Regions from separate parts of the Homo sapiens genome. Here region 1 is linked to region 2. A link is an interaction called in ENCODE POLR2A ChIA-PET data of the cell type or tissue named here. Cell type or tissue: MCF 10A. All regions are shown on one strand. Links, peaks and the distances in the headings refer to the core of each region. The heading gives the core; the rest is flanking DNA. Region 1 overlaps LOC105373418 (a long non-coding RNA gene). Region 2 overlaps YWHAQ (tyrosine 3-monooxygenase/tryptophan 5-monooxygenase activation protein theta).

The links. ChIA-PET counts read pairs that join two places held together with the same protein. Peaks named below come from ENCODE experiments on the same cell type or tissue, not always from the same donor. Only the 100,000 strongest peaks of a DNase experiment are listed, where the experiment ranks them.
Region 1: POLR2A ChIA-PET joins it to region 2 with 5 read pairs; 6 of 35 experiments call an interaction of 5 or more read pairs at or near these places.

What each region holds. Positions count from the first base shown.
Region 1 is chr2:9,671,034-9,682,340 of GRCh38, reverse strand. The region is part of intron 3 of LOC105373418 (a long non-coding RNA gene); the gene reads right to left. Among named protein-coding and RNA genes, the nearest start is that of YWHAQ, 46 kb to the right of the region's middle. In MCF 10A, for the core only: no CTCF peak of the experiment used is centred there; a DNase peak (open chromatin) is centred at 6,760.
Region 2 is chr2:9,589,120-9,600,426 of GRCh38, reverse strand. YWHAQ (tyrosine 3-monooxygenase/tryptophan 5-monooxygenase activation protein theta) reads left to right here. Exons shown (of 6, transcript NM_006826.4): 3 at 8,912-9,035. Among named protein-coding and RNA genes, the nearest start is that of YWHAQ, 36 kb to the left of the region's middle. In MCF 10A, for the core only: no CTCF peak of the experiment used is centred there; DNase peaks (open chromatin) are centred at 5,006 and 5,536.

The DNA.
Region 1 (11,307 bases), core at 1,817-9,816, 82 kb before region 2:
GTCTCAAAACAATAATAAATAAATAAATAAATCTTACTATAAGATATTTCATAACCCTTGGAAACAAGGAAGTGGAGCTGTATATCCTCACGTGGAACTTTTTCTAAGTCAAATTTAATATGTAAAAGTAAAAATTTAAACAAGCAAGTAATGGGACAATAGTATTTTATGTACTATGACATCACATTTGTGTTTGTGTTTGTGTATGTGTATGTGTGTGATGTATAACATACTGTTAGTAATTTCTTTTGGGGAGCTTCAAGGTTTTGTTGTTTTGTTTTTTGGGTTTTTTTGAGACAGAATCTTGCTGTCGCCCAGGCTGGAGTGCAATGGCGCGATCTCGGTTCACTGCAACCTCCACTTCCCAGGTTCAAGCGATTCTCCTCCTCAGCCTCCCGAGTAGCTGGGATTACAGGCACCACGCCTGTGCCACCACACCTGGCTAATTTTTGTATTTTTAGTAGGGGCGGGGTTTCACCATGTTGGTGAGGCTGGTCTCCAACTCCTGACCTCAGGTGATCCTCCCGCCTTGGCCTCCCAGAGTGCTGGGATTACAGTCGTGAGCCACCGTGCCCGGCCTCAAGTTTTTACTTTATATGTCTGTATCCATCTACTAGAATAATGTATTCATATGTTGTTTCATTCAATGACTCAACAATTTTTAAAAATGAAACAAAGAGAGAGGAAAGAGCCCATTCTCTCAGCTTAATGGCTCCTTCCTTCAGGCCTGGGCCCATGGCAGGCAGAGGAGGAAGCCATCACCACATTTGTTTCCTGGGGAGGGACTGGGGAGGGAGTGTGGGCACTGAACCGGTCTCTGAGGAGTGTGGCTTGGGGAGCCTTGAAGAGATCAGGCAAATGCACACGTTCTGCCGCCAAGGCTTTTACCAAACAGCCCAGTTTTCTCCCTAGGTGGGAGCAGAAGAAGAAGGGAATGCTTTTACTTCTTTTTGTTTATATTTGTAGCAATCTGCAATAAAGGAGGTGAAATAACTGCTTTTTTTTTTTTTTTGAGACAGCTTGCTCTGTCACCCAGCTTAGAGCACAGTGGTGCAATCACGGCTCACTGTAGCTGTGACATTGCAGGCTAAAGTATTCCTCACACCTCAGCCTCCTGCGTAGCTGGGACCATGGGCACGTGCCACCACGCGCAGCTAATTTTTTACACAACTTTTTGTAAAGACGGGTTCTCACTGTGTTGCCCAGGCTGGTCTCAAACTTCTGGGCTCAAGTGATCCTCCCACCTTGGCCTCCCAAAGTGCTGGGATTACAGGTGTGAGCCACCATGCCTGGCCTGAAGTAACTTCTACCTCAGGATGGCTGTGGTGGCTGAGGGTAGGCTGGGAAGGGCTGGGCCTGAACTACTGTCTGTGGGAGAAAGGTCTTGGGGGCAGGCCTGTGGCTGGAAGGAATTATAGTGCAGCAGATGGAGCTGAGGCCTGCAGGAGCCTCAGGGAGAGAGGGTTGAACTGCTGGCCCTCCTCCTTCAAGGTTAGGAGATCTCAGGCAACTGGCTTCCTCTCCCTGACTCTTGGCTTCCTGGTTTGTAAAAGGGGATATAACACAACTCGCAAAATATTGTTGGTGAACAGTAAAGGAAATAATGTGCAGGGGATCAAGCAGAGTCTAGCACATAGCACTCATTCAATGGGAGTATGATCCTAAGAATAAGTGTTAATCAGGCAAAATGTAGGGGAAGATGCTATGGACTGAACGCCTGTGTCCCCCCAAAAATCCATATGTTGAAAACTGTTCTGTGGCAGGCAGATCTATGCAAACCTACCCCTAAAGGCAAGGGGAGCTGAGAGGCCAAAGAAAGAGGCTGACAAAATCCAGTTTCTCAGAAAGAAACATCTAATAGAGGCTTAGGAACAGAAGGCATGTCTTGGGCAAGATGGTGGATCTCCAAGTCCTTATCATCTCCCAGACCCAGGGCCTATGTACCATAAAGAAAGGATATATGTGCTTCAGAAAGAGTTTGCCTGTGTGGAGGATTTACAGTAAACAGTAGATAAAGCAGAAATCTTAGAGGCATTCCTGGAACTGGAATTAATCAGAAGTCAACATGGCAGACTAGCATCCAAGATGGAGTTGCTTCAGCGCCTACAAAACCTAATCTCCAATGTGATGGCATTAGGTGGAGAGTCCTATGGGAGATGATTAGGTCATGAGGGCAGAACCCTCAAGAATGAGATTAATGCCCTTATAAAAGAGGCCCCAGAGAGGTGCCTTCCCCTTTCTACCATGTGAGGACACGTCTATGAATCAGAAAGCAGGTCCTCACCAAACACCAAATCTACCTTGACCTTGGACTTCCCAGACCCCAGATCTGTGAGAAATGAATTTCTGTTGTGTATAAGCCACCCAGTTAATGGCCTTGTATTACAGCAGATAATACAGCAGATAGACTAAGACAGAAGGGTCCCACTGGGGTACTGTCACTGACATGCCACTTTGCGGGAGGCCAGCAAGAAGAGTGGCAGGGACTGGGGCTCCAGGAACAAGTGTGTGGTTCAGACACAGAATTATAGCACCTGTGGAGGTGGAAAGGTGAGAGCTGGAGTGTCCCAGAGCATGAGGCAGGTCAGCAGGAAAGAGCCCAGGCCCAGGCCCAGGAAATGAGGCAGGGTCCTATGACCCAAGCAAGAGAACTCGGCAGGCAGCCTATCGTGGGCTTGTGGCAGGCAGGGCTGGACAGACCTGTGCAGGCACCCACATGTTCTCTCAGCCTGAAGGCAGGAATGCTGCCCCTCTTCCCCAAGTTCCATGCACTCAGTCCAGGGCCTGAAGGAATGGATGAAGGACCCCACGAGGTTGCAGTCCCACCACATGCTACAGCCAGGGTGTTGGGCACAACTTTTAGGACTCTTTCAGCCTCGGATCTGATGGGTCCTATGGACTGGGCTGGGCTGTGCCTCCTGTCATGTGCAGTGTCTTAGTCTGTTCCAGCTGCTATAACAAAATATCATAGGCTTGTAAACAATAGAAATTTTGTCCTCACAGTTCTAGAACCTGGGAAGTCCAAGATTAAGGTGCTGGTAGACTCAGTGCCTGGAGAGGACCCACTTCCTGGTTCATAGACAGCTATCTTCTCATTGTGTTCTCACATGGTGGAAGGGGCAAGGCAGCTCTCTGGGGTCTCTTCTCTAAGGGCACTAATCACATCGTGAGGGTGTGGTCTCATGATGTAATCACCTACTAAAGGCCCCACCTCCAAGTACCATCATTTCAGCAGTTAGATTTCAACATATGAATTTTGGGGGAAACACAGACTTTCAGGCCATAGATGGAGGAAGGCCTGGAAGCAGGCACTGGGATGGGCTTGGTTTTCAGGGTGTCTTACGTCTGCGTGGGCCTGAGACATGGGAGCTGGGCTTTGAGGCATGGGTGTGATATGGTCTGACTCTGTATCCCCACCCAAATCTCATCTTGAATTGTAATCCTAATTGTAATCTCCACATATTGGGGGAGGTGATTAGATCATAGGGCGGTCCCCCCGTGCTGTCCTCGTGACAGTGAATGAGTTTTCATAAGATCTGAGGTTTTATAGGGGGCTTTTCTCGCTTTTGCTCTGCACTTCTCTCTCCTGCCGCCATGTGAAGGAGGACGTGTTTGCTTCCCCTTTCCTCGTGATTGTAAATTTCCTGAGGCCTTCGCAGCCATGTGAAACTGTGAGTCAATTAAACCTCGTTCCTTTATAAATTACCTAGTCTTGGGCATTCCTTACAACAGCATGAGAACGAACTAATACAGGTGGTGCTTGGCAGAACTCAAGAACTTAGTAGAATATCAGCCTACTGAGAAGTCCAAATCACAAATCCTGCTTTCAATTTCAGTGAGGAAGTAATATTACCTAACATAAAATAATAATAAAAATAATATGACTGTGTATATTCTAAAATATGGTACAATTAATGAGAGCTATAGGAATTTGTTTATTCTTTTATTTACTCGTATCTTTTAATGAGCGTATCTGCTCAGAAGCCAGGACAAGATTGTTAAATGTGACTACTAAATTTATATTTAAAACTTTTATGAGGCAAAAATAAATAAATAAGAAATAAGAAGAAATAATATACAACAAACTGGGGGGGAAGAGATTTTATACATATATATATATATATATATATATATATATATATGTATGTATGTATACAGGCTAATTTCATTAAAATCTAAAGGACCTAGGCAAATCAATATGAAAGCGAAAAATACCAAATAGGACAATGAGCAAAGGATATTGTAACTAAGTAGTTCACTGAAAAAGAAATACAAATGACCAATGATAACATTTTAAAAATACAACTTTTCTCAAATTAGTGCCAGTCAGAAGAGTGAATTGTATTCTTCAGACTAGTAAAAATTACAAAGGTGACTACATTGTGTTGGCAAGAGTTTCTGGAAAAAGACTCCTGCCCTGTGCTTGGAGTTTGATTTGTTGCCACCTTTTCGGAGACCTTTGACAAATTCTAAATGCCCTTTCTATGTCCTACCAATTTCATTTCTAGAAATTTGTCCTATACCCATGTACAAAAGCAAATAGGTGCATATAAAAAGAGATTATAACAGCCAGGTGCGGTGGCTCAGGCCTGTAATCCCAGCACTTTGGGAGGCTGAGGTGGGTGGATCACCTGAGGGCAGGAGTTTGAGACCAGCCTGGCCAACATGGTGAAACCCTGTCTCTACTAAAAATACAAAAATTAGCTAGGCGTGATGGCAGGCAGCTGTAATCAATCCCAGCTACTCGGGAGGCTGAGGCAGGAGAATTGTTTGAACCCGGGAGGTGAAGGTTGCAGTGAGCTGAGATAGAGCCACTGCACTCCAATCTGGGCAACAGAGTGAGACCCTGTCTCCAAAAAAAAAAAAAGAAAAAAAAAGAGAGATAGAGAGAGAGGGGATGCGGATACAGCACTGTCTAAAATAGAAAAAAAGCAATTTAAAATGTGAGATTGTTTAAATAGACTTTTCTAGACTTCTATTATGGTATATTATGCATCGATAGATTAATGTAGATCTATACATGTTGCCATGGAAAGTTTTAAAAGCTATATTGCTGGCCAGGCCAGGCATGGTGGCTCACACTTGTAATCCCAGCACTTTGGGAGGCCGAAGCAGGAGGATCACTTAAGGTCAGGAGTTCAAGACCAGCCTGGCCAACATGGTTAAACCCCATCTCTACTAAAAATACAAAAAATTAGAGAGGCATGGTGGTGGACAACTGTAATCCCAGCTACTCAGGAGGCTGAGGCAGGAGAATCGCTTGAACCCAGGAAGCAGAGGTTGCACTGTACCTCTGCACTCTAGCCTGGGCAACAGAGGGAGACTCCATCTCAAAAAAATAAAATAAAGCTCAATTGCTGGACAGGCATGGTGGCTCACCTATAATCCCAACTACTCAGGAGGCTGAGGTGGGAGGATCACTCAAAGCCAGGAGCTCAAGGCTATAGTGAGCTATGATTGCACCACTGCACTTCAGCCTGAGTGATAAAGCAAGACTCTGCCTCTTAAAAAAAAAAAAAAAGATACATTGCTAAAGTGAAAAGGGCAAGCATGGGACAGCGTGGCTTATATGGTCCTGTGCATATGCTTATGTGCTCGGTGCCTGAGTGCACATGTAGTATGGTCATTCAGGCGTAGTCAATATCTAGAAGACTGCTTTCCTCGTGTATGTGGATGCCTCTGAAGAATGAGATTGAGAAGTGGCAGGAAACTTTTATTCATTTTTTGCCTTAGACCCTTCTGCAATGTTGGAATTACTTTTAAACCAGTTTAAAATTGTTACTGAGCATCTAATCCATACCTAGTGTCGTGTTGTGCCCTGCAAGTACAAAGATAAAATTCACATTCACTGGCCTCCAGCAGACCCCACGTCACGAGGACAGAAGTGTAGAAGAATAGGTCAGGCACAACATGTTAAATGTGACAGTGCAAGCTCGGTTTTCAGGGACGGGAGGCAGGGTCCGGCACCACTTTTTGGAGGAGCTGATATGTGAGCTCTGAAGGCTCTACTGAGCCATTGAGGCAGAGGGCAGGTGGAGGACCCCAGGCTAAAAGAAGAACTGGCACCAGGGTGCAGAGCCCCACAAGCAGGTCGCTTGGGGGTCCCCAGGTAGTTTGCCATGGCTGACATGTGGTGACTGTGGGCATGCGGTGAGAGGCAGGTCTGTAGACAGGGGCAGAGCACATAGGGCTCTGGGGTCCTCCTGTCTTCCTGCAGGAGTGGGCAGTCATTTGTGGCTGCAGTCAAAGTGGTGGCTTCTTGGAAAAGAAGAAGCTTCTGGCAGCTTCTGGCACCTTCTAGGATTGTTTGTGCAGGATCTCAAATTCTCTCTCTTTCTTGGTTGGCTTTTAACAAATCTTCCTGTGATGGGGAGTGTGTGAACGGCTGGAGAGCAGAGGAGCTGGAAGCTGAGACCAGGTCATCTGAATCACTCCTTTGTAGAGGGTGCATGTTTTCCCGACAGACTCCTCTCTGTTGTAAGTGAAAATTGCTGAGGGAGTGCGCTCCTGGGTGTGCTATAACAATCCCCTCGGGGTCCTGGCTGTGAAGATGCACTGTGCTGCTTCTCACAGCTATCCGGGAAGCCAGAGCTGTGCAGTTTCCCAAGGCCCCGCCCTGCGACCTCCCCGCCATAGAGTAAGGATGGGGACAGAAGAGACAGCAACACGTTTGCAAATCTGTGATTCTTGTTTCTTAATTTCCGTCTGTGTTTATAACCAAGCTCACTGAAGGAATAGATCAAGGATGATGTCAGCAAGCCTGGGGAGTTTGACTACTTAGTCATCCTCAAGGAAATGGGGCATTTGGTTAATTGAATTCTGTGGCTCAGATTGAGTTACCACGGTGACAAAGGATAGATGTGCCAGAGCCGAAAGCATTGAGACATTAAAAGACTATACTTAACACTCCATGCTGGGGATTCAGTCTTTCTGGGAGAATTCAAAAGGAACCAAGTAGCTGGCAAAGCCTGATTCACTGTAATGGGCATCAGTTTCACTGCCCAAGATTTTGGAGGTAAGAGGTTCTGGAGTTTGGATCGAGTCAATGGCCTCAGGCAAGCATTGGCCCAAAACCCTTCACTGGCTCCTCAAATAGGATTAACGGGTTTAAGAAAAAAAATGTCCAGTTAAATTTGAATTTCAGATACACAATGAATACTCTTTTAGCATAAGTATGTTCATGCAAATATCCATTGTGTTTCTGAAATTTGAATTTAACTGAGCATTCTTTATTTGATCCCGCAACCCAATCCCAAAGTCTACAATTTAAAGCATCAGTTCTGGCATCCAGTTCGCCAGGGTTTAGCCCCTTCCTAACTTTTCCCTCCCAAAACTTCATTTCCCACTCCCTGTTCCCTTATTTGTACCAGTTTAGCGTCCACACAAATTCAACTACCTCCCACACAGCAGGTTGTCTTTTGCTTTCTTGCCCTTGGTTCTTTGCCAACTTGTTCCCCTTCACTTTCAATTCTAAGTGAGTGGGTACTATAACATCCTTGACCCCAGGAGGACAGAGCCTCTCTCCTTTTTAAATATCTTTAATATCTTCTTGAATGAGCTTCTGTCATTATAGAGGGCACTTACTGCTTGGTCTGCCTGACACCTCCTCCCTTCTGGGAAGCATGCCTTCTTGGGGGAACCGCTCCTCCTCTGACTCTAACCCTTTGATTTTAGCAGGAGCTTCCCAACTTGTTTTATTTATTTATTTATTTATTTTATTATACTTTAAGTTTTAGGGTACATGTGCACAACGTGCAGGTTAGTTACATATGTATACATGTGCCATGTTGGTGTGCTGCACCCAGTAACTCATCATTTAACATTAGGTATATCTCCAAATGCTATCCCTCCCCGCTCCACCCACCCTACAACAGGCCATGACTCTGCCCCTGGTCACAGATGACTGGCCCAGAGGTGGACACCTGATCCAAGCCAGGTCCTATTAGATCCTTCTCCAGGCATTCTTAATATCTCATTTTGTCTGGCACTCAGTTCAGATAACATCCCAATGCCTGTACTGGGCATTGAGCCAGAATCACCATTCTTATCCAAAACATAATCTTTTTATGTGTTAGGATCTATCTATAGTCTAAATTAGCATCTCACCTAAGGACACTCACCCCCGTGTGACTGTGGCGATAGAATAGAAGAGGCCACAATATAACAGGATAAGCCCTGGTCTGGGAGTCCAGAGAGAGACCTGAGCTCTAGTGGCAGCTCGGCCACTAAATTTCTGCAGGACTTATCATCCCAGCCGACTGCAAGCCCCGAGGGCAGGACCACCTCTTATCCTTCTCTCCAGCCTCAGCACGCACACTGGGTAGGTGTTAGATAAATGGTTGACAATGATGGTGATCATGGTGATGGCAACAATGACATGGCATGACTGCTGTTCCCTGGACCTCAGCTTTCTGGGTTTTTTTTTTTTTTTTTAGAGTTCTGTTGCCTATGCTGGAGTGCAATGGCATGATCATAGCTCACTGTAGCCTCACACTCCTGAGTAGTTACCACCTCCCGAGCAGTTACAACTACAGGTGTGCACCACCACACCTGGCTAATTTCTCTCTCTCTTTTTTTTTTTTTTTTTTTTTTTTTTTGGTAGAGATGGGTCTCACTATGTTGCCCAGGCCAGTCTCAAACTCCTGGCCTCAAGGGATCCTCCCACCTGAGCCCTTTCAAAGTGCTGGGATTACAGGTGTAAGCCACCACACCCAGCCTAAATGTTCTCAATAAAACCCCAAATTAAATACTTAATGTGGCTCTCTCTTTTTTTTTTTTTTTGAGACAGGGTCTCGTTCTGTCACCCAGGCTGGAGTGCAGTGGTGCAATCTCAGCTGACTGCAACCTCCGCCTTCTGGGTTCAAGCAATTCTCCTGGCTCAGCCCCTCAAGTAGTTGGAACTATAGGCATGAGCCACTATGTCTGGCTAATTTTCATATTTTTAGTAGAGACGAGGTTTCACCGTGTTGGCCAGACTGGTCTTGAACTCCTAACCTCAAGTGACCTACCTACCTCAGCCTCCCAAATTGCTGGGATTACAGGCGTGAGCCACCACACCTGGTCTGCTCTTCAAAAGAAAGACTGTCAGGAGAAAGAGAAGACAAGCCACAGGCTGGGAGAAAATGTCTGCATAAGGCACTTCTGATTAAAAACCGTTATCTAAAATATACAAAGAACTCTTAAAACTCAACAGTAAGAAAATGAACAACCCAACTAAATAATGGGAAAAAGACTCAAACAGGCTGGGCACAGTGGCTGATGCCTGTAATCCCAGCACTTTGGGAGGCCGAGGCAGGTGGATCACTTGAGGTCAGGAGTTCGAGACTAGCCTGGCCAAAATGGTGAAACCCTGTCTCTACTAAAAATACAAAAATTGGCCAGGCGTGGTGGTGGGTGTCTGTAGTCCCAGCTACTCAGGAGGCTGAGGCAGGAGAATTGCTTGAACCCAGGAGGTAGAGGTTGCAGTGAGTTGAGATGGCACCATTGCACTCCAGCCTGGACAACAGAGCAAGACTCCATCTCAAAAAAAAAAAAAACATACAGACCCCTCACCAAAGATGTACAGGTGGAAAAATAAGTGTATGAGAAGATGCTCGACATCATACATCCTTAGGGAATTACAAATTAAAACAACGAGATACCACTACACGCCTATTAGCACGGCCCAAATCCAAAACACTGGCAACACCAAATGCTGATGGGGATGTAGAGTAACAGGAACATGGGAGTGCAAACTGGTACAGCCACTTTGGAAAACAGTTTGGGTTTTTTTTACAAAACGAAACATACAATCACGCTACTTGGTAGTTACCCAAACAATTGAAAACTTATGTCCACCCAAAAACTTGCACAAGAATGTTTAGAGCAGGCTGGGCACGTGGCTCATGCATGTAATCCCAGCACTTTGGCAGGCCGAGGCGGGCGGATTGTTTGAGGCCAGGAGTTCGAGACCAGCCTGGCCAACATGGTGAAACCCCGTCTCTACTAAAAATACAAAAAATTAGCTGGGCATGGTGGCATATGCCTGTAATCCCAGCTACTCGGGAGGCTGAGGCAGGAGAGTCACTTGAACCTAGGAGATGGAAGTTGCAATGACCTGAGATCATGCCACTGCACTCCAGCCTGGGCGACAGAGTGAGACTCCCTCCGTCTCAAAAATAATAATAAAAGAATGTTTGGAGCAGATTTATTCATAGTTGCCAAAACTTGGAAACATCCCAGATGTCCTTTAATAGGTGAATGGATAAACTGTGGTATATCCACACAATGGAATATTATTCAGTGCTTTAAAAAAAAGAGCTATCAAGCTGCATGGAGGAAAATTAAATGCATATTACTAAGTGAATGAATCCAAGCTGAAAAGGCTACTTACGGTACAATTCCAACTATATGACATTCTGGAAAAGGCAAAACTATGCAGACAGTAAAAAGATCGGTGGTTGCCCGGGGTTTGAGGGAAGAAAGGGATGAATAGACGGAGCAAGGAGGATTTTTAGGACAGTGAAACTATTCTGTATGATGTCATAATGGTGGATACTGTCATTATACAGCTGCCAAAACACATACCCTAATGTAAGCTATGGACTGTGAGTGATAATAGGGTGTCAATATTGGTTCATCAATTGTAACAACCTCTTTGGTGCAGAATGTTGATGGTCTTTGCAGGAACAGGTATATGGGAACTCTCTGTACCTTCAGCTCAATTTTGCTGTGAGTCTAAACTGCTCTAAAAAATAAAAGTCTCTCTCTATAACAATATGTATACTTAATATGGAATTGATATGGGGTGGGGTTACAATTTTTTTTTTTTTTTTTTGAGACCTGTCTCGCTCCGTCTCCCAAGCTGGAGTGCCGTAGTGCAATCACAGCTCACTGCAGCCTTGACCTCCCGGGTTCAAGGGATCCTCCCACCTCAGCTTCTCAAGTAGCTGGGACCACAGGTGCCTGCCACCACGCCTGGCTAATTTTTTTTTTTTTAAAGACAGGATCTTGTTATGTTGCCCAGGCTTGTCTCAAACTCTTGGACTCAAGCAATCCTCCCACTTCAGTCTCTCAAAGTGCTGGAATTACAGGTGTGAACCATCACACCCGGCCGGGGCTACAATATTCTTAAAACAAGGTAGTCCAGGAATAGACTCTGCGTAATAATCATTTTTCGCCTTCCTGTTTACTAAATCTACATATTGTATAAACTTTTTTTTCTTTTTGAGACAGTCTTGCTCTGTCTCCCAGGCTGGAGTGCAGTGGCACGCTTGGCTCACTGCAAGCTCTGCCTCCCAGGTTCAAGCAATTCTTCTGCCTCAGCCT
Region 2 (11,307 bases), core at 2,182-10,181:
CCCTCAAACGATTTTTCTATAGCATGTGATGCTGTTTGATGCCATCTCAGCTAGAATAGAATTTCTTTCAAAATCAGAGGCAATCCTCTCAAACCCTGCCACTGCTCTATCAACTAAGTTTATGCAGTGTTTTCAGTCCTTTGTTGTCATTTCAACGGTGTTAATGGCATCTTCACCAGAAGTAGATCCTTCTCAAGAAACCACTTTCTTTGCTCATCCATGAGAAGCAAGTTCTCATCTGTTCAAGTTTTAACATGAGTTTGCAGCAATTCAGTCACATCTTCAGGCTCCATTTCTAATTCTAGTATTTCTCTTCCTGTTTCTACCACATCTGCAGGTGGAAGATTTCCACTGAAATCTTAAAAGTCCTCAAAGTCATTCATGAGAGTAGAAATCAGCTTCTTCCAAACTGTTGTTAATGTTAATATTTTGACTTCTTCCCATGAATCACAAATCTTCTTAATGGCATCTAGAATGGTGAATCCTTTCTAGGTGGTTTTCAATTTATTTTCCCAGATCTGTCAGAAGAACCACTGTCTATGACAGCTATGGCCTTACGAAATGTATTTCTTAAATAATTCCACTTGAAAGTTGAAATTACTCCTTGATCTATGGGCTGCAGAATGGATGTTGTTTTATGTGAGCAGGCATGAAAACAGCATTAATCTTGTACATCTCCCTCAGAGCTCTTTGGTAAACAGGTGCTGCATTGTCAATGAGCAATTATAATTTGAAAGGAATCTTTTTTTTCTGAGCAGTAGGTCTCAACAATGGACTTAAAATATTCAGTGAAGCATTTTGTAAACAGATGCCGTCATCCAGGCTTGGTTGGTTGTTCCATTTGTAGAGTGCAGGCAGAGTAGATTTAGCATAATTCTTAAGGACCCTAGGATTTTTGGAATGCTAAATGAGCATTGGCTTCATCTTAAAGTCACCAGCTGCAATTAGCTCTGAAGAGTCAGCCTTCCTTTAAAGCCAGATACTGACCTCCTATGAAAGTACTTGATGGCATCTTCTGGTATGAGGCTGTTTCCTCTACATTGGAAATATGGTATTTTGTGTAGCCATCTTCATTCATCAGTGATATTAGCTAGATCTTCTGGATAACTTACTGCAGCTCTACATTCGCACTTGTACCTTCAGCTTGTACTTTTATGTTCTGGAGGTGACTTCTTTCGGTCAACCTCATGAATCAACCTCTCCTAGCTTCAAATTTTTCTTATGCAGCTTCCTTACTTCTCTCAGCCTTCACTGAATTGAAGAGAATTAAGGCCTTGCTCTGGATTAGGCTTTGATTTAAAGGAATGTTGTGGCTGGCCTCAGCTTCTATTCAGACCACATAAAGTTTTCTCCATATCATCAATAAGTCTGTTTTGCTTTCTTATCATTTGTGTGTTCACTGGGGTAGCACTTTTAATTTCCTTCAAGAGCTCTTTCTTTGCACTTACGACATTGCTGTTTGGTACAAGAGGCCCAGCTTTAGCTTGTCTTGGCTTTCGACATGCCTTCCTCACTAAGTTTAATTATTTCTAGCTTTTGTAAGTAAGAGACATGTAACTCATCTTTTCACTTGAACACTTAATTAAAGGCCATTGTAGGGTTATTAATTGGTCTAATTTTAATATTTTTGTGTCTCAGGGAATAGGTAAGCCAGAGGAGACAGAAGAGATTGGGAGCACCCCATTGTTGGAGCAGTCAGAACAGACACAGCATATATCGATTAAGTTTACCATCTTGTGTGGGCATGCATTCTGGTACCCCAAAACAATTACAGTAGTAACGTTAATGACCACCGATCACAGATTGCCATAGCAGATAAAATAATCATAAAAAGTTTGAAATATTGGGAGAATTACCAAAATGTGCCACAGAGACATGAAGTTGAGCACACGCTGGTGGAAATTGGCTCTGATAGACATGCTTGATTCAGTGTTGCTACAAACCTTCAATTGGTTAAAACAACAAAAACACACCACAGTATCTGCAAAAGAGCAGTAGAGCAAAAGACAATAAAATGAGATCTGTCTGCTAGGACAGTGGGCTTAAACTGGAATGGTCCTGGGCAGCCAGGTCACATGGTCACTTTACTACTCCAGTATACCTCATTGTTAAAATGTGGTTGTAGAGGTTTGGAATTTGGTATAGGATTAAATGAAAAGTTTTAACCTTGTGGATACAAGGATGTAAGGATCTGATTAGGCTTTGCAACTTGAGTTTGACTGATGTCTTCTGTGTGGTGTCCGCTAAATCCCACAGCATATAGGATCAGTCGCATTGGTTATAAGGTTTGCTTCTGGCTGGGTGCGGTGGCTCATGCCTGTAATCCCAACATTGGGAGGCCAAGGCAGGCGGACCACCTGAAGTCGGGAGTTTGAGACCAGCCTGACCAACATGGAGAAACCTTGTCTCTACTAAAAAAAAAAAAAAAAAAAAAAAAAAAATAGCCCGGCATGGTGGTGCATGCCTGTAGTCCCAGTTACTCGGGAGGCTGAGGCAGGAGAATTGCTTGAACCTGGGAGGCAGAGGTTGCGGTGAGCCGAGATCATGCCATTGCACTCCAGCCTGGGCGAGATCGCACCATTGCACTCCAGCCTGGGCAACAAGAGTGAAACTCTGTCTCAATAAAAAAAAAAAAAAGGTTTGCTTCTATCTCTGAAAATTTTTACTTCATTCCATACTTCATTTTTTTGAAAATGAACTTAACATGGGCACCAGAATGGGGTTGATTCATCATTCTTGGATTCTAAGTCTTAACAATTTTTTTTTCTTTTTCTTTTTTTTTTTTTTTTTTTGAGACGGAGTTTCGCTCTTTTGCCCAGGCAGGTGATCTTGTCTCACTGCAACCCTCTGCCTTTCAGTTTCAAGCGATTCTCCTGCCTCAGCCTCCCGAGTAGCTGGGATTACAGGTGCCTGCCACCACGCCTGGCTAATTTTTGTATTTTTAGTAGCGACGGGGTTTCACCGTGTTGGCCAGGGTGGTCTCGAACTCCTGACCTCGTGATCCGCCCACCCCGGCCTCCCAAAGTGCTGGCATTATAGGCGTGAGCCACTGTGTCTGCCCCAACAATTCTTAGAGTAACATTTAAAAATAACACAAGGACACTTGACTGTTTAATGCATTCATTTTATTAATGATCGAAAATATTTCCATAGATGAATTGATGTTATATGATCAACTTGGATTAAGTCTTAGGTGATTCACTGCCTCCTTGGTTAAGGCAACAAATCCTTTATGAGATTTAATTCTAACAGGTATAGTCATAAAATGGTAGTTTCTGAGACCAGAGACCTTTAGATCATAATAGTCTCATCACATAGTTACAGAGACAGACACTTGAGAAGGTGTGATTTCCTACAAGATTATAGAGCTAACGATAGTATAAAAGTTCCACAAATTACAATCTAATTTCTAAAACTCATATATTCTGACACATAACACAGAGTTACTCTGTCCCTTTTTTGTTTTACTGATTAAATCTCTAAGCTGGGCACCGTGGCTCAGGCCTGTAATCCTAGCACTTTGGGAGACTGAAGAGGGCGGATCCCTTGAGGTCAGGAGTTCGAGACCAGCCATGGTGAAACCCTATCCCAGTTACTTGGGGAGGCTGAGGCCAAAGAATCGCTTGAACCGGGAGGCGAAGGATGCAGGTGAGCTGAGATTGAGCCACTGCGCTTCAGTCTGGGTTGGCAGAGTGAGACTCGGTCTCAAGGGGGAAAAAAAAAATCTCTAGCTTAGATTTGGCTTTATCTTTCTTAGAAATGCTCCATTTTAGGGTCTATTAATATGCTGGTTAACTGATAATATAGAAATAATGACTGATATGTGTATCCTAAAGTTAGAGATTCAGCATGTTAATAGTGTGTTTGCTAATGAACCTCAGTAAACTATTAGGAAAATGAAACTTCTTAGAACATTTTTTTGCTTCCTGTTATTTTGCGTGTATTTTAAGGCTTTTCATAACAGTTACCTACTCTTTCTTCAATAGAGTAGCTTATTTACTCTGTAAAATGGAAATCGCTTATAAATGAATTTAGAATTAAAAGATTAATTTGTTGAGTGTTACAGAATTTTGCCACTGAAACCAAATAAATTATTTTGAAAAAGTGGTTGAAGTGACGGTAGGATTGTTTTATACAATAGTTAACTCTTGAAGATCGTATGGGGGTTTTGTTGTTCTTCTGGAAGCCTTTTTTTCCTAAGATATGGGGGTGGGGGAAAGGAGGAATAGTTACTGTTCTAAATTTGCATTAATATTATTTCTCAACAGTTTCATTTCTTATATTATTCTTTATAGCTTTTGTGTTATAGTCTATTGTTCCCATCCTATTTTTCTAAGATTAAACTTATTCTGAGTTCCTTTAGCATTTCCTAAAGCAACCTCTATAATAACTTACATTCTTTCCTTTCACTTTCCTTGTTTCTTTGGTCTAGAGTGTTCCAAATTACTAGTTCATCTTTTATTGTGGGTAGTACATTGACCTCTTAGTTTTCAAATTCTCAAAAAGGAACACACTACCATCCACATTTTACCCTCAGTCAAGTAACACTGTCAGCACCAGAGGGACCTTCAGTCTTAGCCCACCAAAACTCCCAAGATAATAAAATTTGCTAACGAGTTTACAAGGGGGAGCTCCTGCTTAATTGATAAGAATAACGTACAGAAGAAATCAGTGGGGGAACATCTAACTATACTCCCGTCTGGTGACTTTTTTTTTTTTTTTTTTTTTGAGATGGAATTTTGCTCTTGTTGCCCAGGCTGGAGTGCAATATCTCAGCTCACTGGAACTTCTGCCTCCTGGGTTCAAGCAGTTCTCCTGTGTCAGCCTCCCAAATAGCTGGGATTACAGGCATGTGTCACCATACCCGGCTAATTTTGTATTTTTAGTAGAAATGGGGTTTCACCGTGGTGGTCAGGCTGGTCTTGAACTCCTGACCTCAAGTGATCCACCCATCTCGGCCTCCCAAAGTGCTGGGATAACAGGCATGAGTCACGGCACCTGGCCCTCGCTCCTGACTTCTGGGAAAGACTTTCAGGGAGTTATGTGTCAGTTTGGGGTTTTTGGTCTCTGATCCGTGTTTTTTACAATAATTTTAAAATATTATACATTTATAGGCTATATTCTATCTGGCATTAATAATATTTGGTATTGATAATACAGATACAGACTTGATTATTTGGGAAAGACATGAAGCAGACTCCATTATGTCTTTTAGTTGAGCTAAAGTATACATCTTTACTACTGATAGTATATGGAAAGACGGAACTATTCTGTACCTGTTGTTTCCTTCACAGAGAGCTAGTGGCATCTGACAAAGAACCATGATACCTGGCTGAAACTCCAGGATGGAAGTAATGCCCAAGTCACTTTGTAAAAGCCCAACACTGTAAATCATACGTAATGGTTATATGCAAACTAGTAGTCAAAGTTAATAATTTTAGAAAGAAGAGGTTAGCTCATAAGTGGCTGTGTTGTAATGAATGCAGTAGCTGTTTGGCAGCTTTCTGAATCCTTGGAAGGCCCTTTGTCCACAGTCCTTGAGAACACCCACACATCTAGCATGAGTGACTCAGGAGAGACTAGTGCTAGAATGGAAATTTCTCTCTTCCCTACTCCTCACCCTAAGCCATTGTTCTAGTCAGACTTTTCTCAGCCCCTGCTCTTACAAATCTACCACAGTTAACAGAGCACTAGGTCTTAAAGGTACTGAGTAGCTTTTTTTGTGACCATAAATAATATCTTCACCAGAGCTGGCATCTTTTTGGAGATCCTGTGGAATTTCATTGTAACTGACTGACTCACTTGGAGGAACAAGAAAAGTGAGAGGCATCTTACTTTACATTAGAGTTCCTTGGTGTGGGTACAGGCAGAGGTGGTATTTCTCTCGGTATAAATACTATGTTTGCCTTCTTTGATACTACTTCTCAGAATCCACTCATTTAAAGATACCAATGACTGAGTCAGTTTGAGATCTAGAACTTTTTTTGTGACTATCTCACTATTGCCTCCTACCCTCCTCCTTCCACCACAACCCTAAATTCAGTTCATAAAAATAGTTTTTAAATTGAAAGTCATCCATAATACATGAAAATGGTAATAGAGGAAAAAGTTAAAGTAATATAATTTTTTAAGATTCGAGTGTCTCAGTTTATTAAAAAACTATTAAAATTATATTGGTGATGTTGAGCACAATAAATTCTGAAAAACTGATTTGTCTGTTGTTTTTACAGTTAAGAGTGTAGTGATACTGGAGCAGCACTTGTCACAGTTGCCTTTAATTTGGGTGTGGCCCTAATGACCTCTTTTGCCACACTCCTGGCTCAGCAACTTTCCAACTTGAGCCACAATTTTGATACTCATGACTTCTATAATGCATAAACTTCTGAGACTTCGATACATAATTTTATACTAATTTTTTGTGCGTGCGTGTGTGTGTGTGTGTGTGTGTGTTTTAACTTCCTCTGGCCTCAGGCCCTTAAAAAAGTGTGTGTGTGTGTGTGTGTATATATATATATATATATTTTTTTTAATCTATTTAAAATATTTTTTCAATTAAAGGATTTTTAATGTTTTTCTGGTTTTTTTCTTTTAGAGACAGACAGGATCTCTTTTGCTCTGTCTCCCAGGCTGGAATGCAGTGGCACGATCATGGCTCACTGCAGCCTCCACCCCCGGGGTTTAAGCCTTCCTTCTGCCTCAGCCTTCCAAGTAGCTGGGATTACAGGTGTATGCCACCACACCTAATTTTTTTAAAATTCTTTGTAGAGACAGGGTCCCATTATGTTGCCCAGGCTGGTCTCAAACTCCTGGGCTCTCAGGCAATCCTCTTGCCTCTGCCTCTACTTCCCAGAGTGCTTGGATGGTAGGTGTGAGCTGTTGTACGCAGCCTCTGTTTATTTTCTTTAAAAATAACTTATGGGCCAGGCGCAGTGGCTCACGCCTGTAATCCCAGTACTTTGGGAGGCCGAGGTGGGCAGATCACTTGAGGTCAGGAGTTTGAGACCAGCCTGGTCAACATGGTGAAACCCTGTCTCTACTAAAAATACAAAAGTAAGCTGGGCGTGGTGGTGTGCGCCTGTAGTCCCAGCTGCTCGGGAGGCTGAGGCAGGAGAATCATTTGAGAATCACCACTGCACTCTAGCCTGGGCAACAGAGTGAGACTTTGTCTCAAAAAAAAAAAAAAAAAAAAAGACATGGATGCAGTGATTGCATTTTGTTAGACCACTTTTAGTCAGATAAACAAGAAGAAAGTTCTTGGTTAGAATTGTATATTTTTAAATTTATAAACAGCCTTCCTTTTCTTTAGCAGTTATGTGAATTTGACTCAACCTTACTTGTTAATTCTCCAGACTTGCCAACTTGGTATCATGGATGGTATTTTATATAATATTAACTGAGCGTATCTGTGGTTATTTTTCCAAAATGTAAAAAGGATCTTCTCTCTTCCCTGCTTTAAAACGTTCACTAGTTTCACTTTTCCTAGAGCAGTGCTTTTCAAACTGTGTACCTAGGCTGATACTAGCTAACATTTACTGAGTACTTAACATGTGACACTATTCCAGGCTTTGACATCTGTTACTGGTTTTATTCTCAAAACAAACCAATGAAGTAGGTATTAGTATCTTAACATTTTTATGAGAATTTCATTTTGCTTTGTAATATTTAATACAAAAAAGCTTTTTTTGTTTTTGTTTTTGTTTTTTGAGATGGAGTCCACACTGTCACCCGGGCTGCAGTGCAGTAGCATGATCTCGGCTCACTGCAACCTCCACCTCCCAGGTTCAAGCAATTCTCCTGCCTCAGCCTCCTGAGTAGCTGGGATTACAGGTGCCCACCATCACGCTTGGCTAATTTTTTGTATTTTTAGTAGAGACGGGGTTTCATTATGTTGGCCAGGCTGGTCTCGAACTCCTGACCTTGTTATCTGCCCGCCTTGGCATCCTAAAGTGCTGGGATTACAGCCGTGAGCCACCGCGCCCGGCCCTAAAAAGGTTTTTAAATGGATGACCTAGCATCAAGAAAAATGGAATCTAAGAAGATTTCTATCATATTTGTCTTTTGTGACTTTTTATACTCCAAGGCATAGCATACCATGTACTAGAAGTGAAAATTTCTTTGTATGAAATTAGGGACAAAAGACATACTCAAGAACTTTTTTAAAAAAATAATTAGATTTCGTAGACCTAAAATTATTCTTTTAAATTGCTGTGCAAGTTTCTAAACCTCTTACTCTCGATTCCTGTATTTACCTCATTTTAGATGGATACTTGAATGCAAAGGGCACTGAGTAGCACTATTCTCCCTCGTACTTGATGTTTTAAACATTTTGTTTCCCGTCCCTAAAATGAGTGCACATCCCTGTTTTCTGTTTGGTGCATTTCTACTTTTCCTTCTTCATGCCTCAAATACTCTTTCCCTGGGAAGCCTGTCTTAACTGGAGGCCATCTCCAGCAGAGCTACTCCATCTGTGTGCTTCCTTAGCACCGTATTCACATCTTTCTTAGTTCTTGGTATGTAGTTGGTGTACTTACAGACGGTGAGCTTCTTGAGGGCAGGGGCCTGATTTTAAGTCTTCTCTATATCCGTTATAGCACCTAGCAGGTATGAGTAAATGTTGAATGAATGGATGAGTGAACAGATAGGCTGTTTCAAATTACAATGTTTGGTGTAATCTAGAATCTAGCCTTACCATTAGAAACTATAGGCTACATCATTTAAAGCCTCCCAGGGCAACTAGTGGCAACAACCTAACCCCTGCTCTAAGAACATGCTTCAAGTCCAGGCTGGTATGGTATAGTATTACTGTAGTAGTAAATGATTGAAATGCCCGCTAGGCAGAAGTTTTATCATTTAATGATAATGCACAGTAGGCAGAAGTTTAGTGCCTAATGTTCTGTCTTATTTATTTCAGGAATTGTTGGATAAATATTTAATAGCCAATGCAACTAATCCAGAGAGTAAGGTCTTCTATCTGAAAATGAAGGGTGATTACTTCCGGTACCTTGCTGAAGTTGCGTGTGGTGATGATCGAAAACGTAAGTTTATTTGTTATATGGGCAAAAGTAGAATATAAAAAAAAGAAATGGGGATAAATGGGACACTATGACAGTATACGTAGTCTTCAGGCTCTTTGTGACTTAATAATTGAATGTATGTCAAGAAAATTAGTATTACCTTATGTTCTCAAAAATGAAAATTGGATTATAAATTTACATCACATGCTCTTTAAAAAAATTAAGCTCATCTGTGAACTCTGTAATCTCATATGGTATTATTTAAAACAGGATTAATCTTTTATGCTTTTTAGAATTTTGGTTCACCATATTTTTAGCTCCAGAGTTTTTTGTGTAAACTTTATGAGTGATTCTGCATTTCACATGGCCTTTCTATTATGCCTTAAAACTTCAGATCACTGGAAATTACATACAGAACGTGGAAACAGGTTGTTGTGCTTTTGCTGTTTGTCATATTCATTATCGTCTATTTTAAGGGGTCATAACATTGACTGCTAATTACATATAATCAGATTTCTGAGGAGAGGTGAAATGAGTGTGTTATTGCTGGTGTATAACTTGCTCCAACTTCACAGTAAGTTTGAATGACTCATGGTTAGGTTTTACTTGAGAAGGTTGAATATACAGGAACTGTTGATTAATCAAGTAGTGGTCATAAAAATAGATTTTAGTATTAAATACCTTTTTTTTTTAACCTAGACTATCATAGAAAACATGGATATGAGAAAAAGTGACCGAATTGCCTAACTTGATAATAAAAAAGTGAAGTGAATTTATTTGCAGTGAATGTCTCTTGGGATACTGGCAGCTGAATATAAGATAGATCTCATTAAATTTAGTGTATGTGCTTGCTACCAGATTTATCAAGTTCTAGGTATTAGAAGTGTCAGTCCTTATTTTTTCCAGTAAGTTTGTTGTTTTGTTCTTAATTTTGCCCTGTCTACAAAGATATACCCCTACAAATAGTTACTATGATCTGAAAATGAGAGTTTTGCCATCCTAAATATCAGTGTAACTGAATATATAAAGAGAACTTGTACCTGAGAAACTGTTATACCTTGCTATAACAAAATCTATATACTAAACTTACTTATTCTGTTACTGATGTGTAATTTCTGTTGCCATGAAGGTAAGCAGAATTGGACATGATACGGGCACGGAACTGTACATTTAAGTATCAGAAAGCCAAAGAGAAGTATTTGGGAGATTGAGACATAGCTGTAGCTTTAACCTGATTTAACCCTTAGGAGCTCATTGGCACTTTCAGGTCTCACACGTAGTCCTGTGTACATTCTGATAGGCTGCGATTCATAGATAGGCTGTCTTTATAGCCTAATTGCTGAGACACTGGTGCTTCCTAATTTGCCAAGCTGCAAGAACTTCTTATTGCATGTGGGCTGTACCAGTCAGGGATTAGATCAATAAATGTGCCATTTCAGAGGAAAGAAAATGAACATAATTCAGGTCATAAAGGGATAGCTTAATTCTCTTACGTCAGTATCTCTAAAGCTGTAATAGGCCAGTGGCCTCATACAGAAAACTACCCTTTTCAAAACATGGGTATAATCAGATTAGTGTTGGTAATACTGAACATTTTTTGAAGGGGGAGTAACATTTTAATTAGGCTAGTAATCAAACTCTGGTCAGAGCAGATTTTGTCCTATTTATTGAAACTTTTATATTGCCTTTCAAATAATACCACTTGATACTAAGAATCAGTATTTCTGCAAATCAGAAAAATAGAGATTTTGGTGTTGATGATCTTTGTAAAGTTTACATTATTTAGGGAAAGGGTATTCCAGTCAAATTATTATTATTATTATTAATTTTGAATGGAGTTTTGCTCTTGTTGCCCAGGTTGAAGTGCAATGGCGCGATCTTGGCTCACCGTAAGCTCCGCCTCCCGGGTTCAAGTGAGGCTTGTGCCTAGCCTCCCAAGTAGCTGGGATTACAGGCATGCATCACCACTCCCATCTAATTTTTGTATTATTAGTAGAGACGGGGTTTCTCCATGTTGGTAAGGCTGGTCTTGTACCTCCAACCTCAGGTGATCTGCCTGCCTCAGCCTCCCAAAGTGTTAGGATTACAGGCGTGAGCCACTGTAAATTATTCCAGTCAAATTATTTTTAATTGCTGCATTTCCAAGTAATAGAATTAAAAGACATAAAATAAGAAAATAGTTTTAGCCTAGGTATGGAAAAAAGTCTGATTTACTATAATATCTCATGTTTTTTTTCCATTAAGCTGTTTATATGTAAGCAACATTCTAAACTGGTTTTTTGTTTTGTTTGTT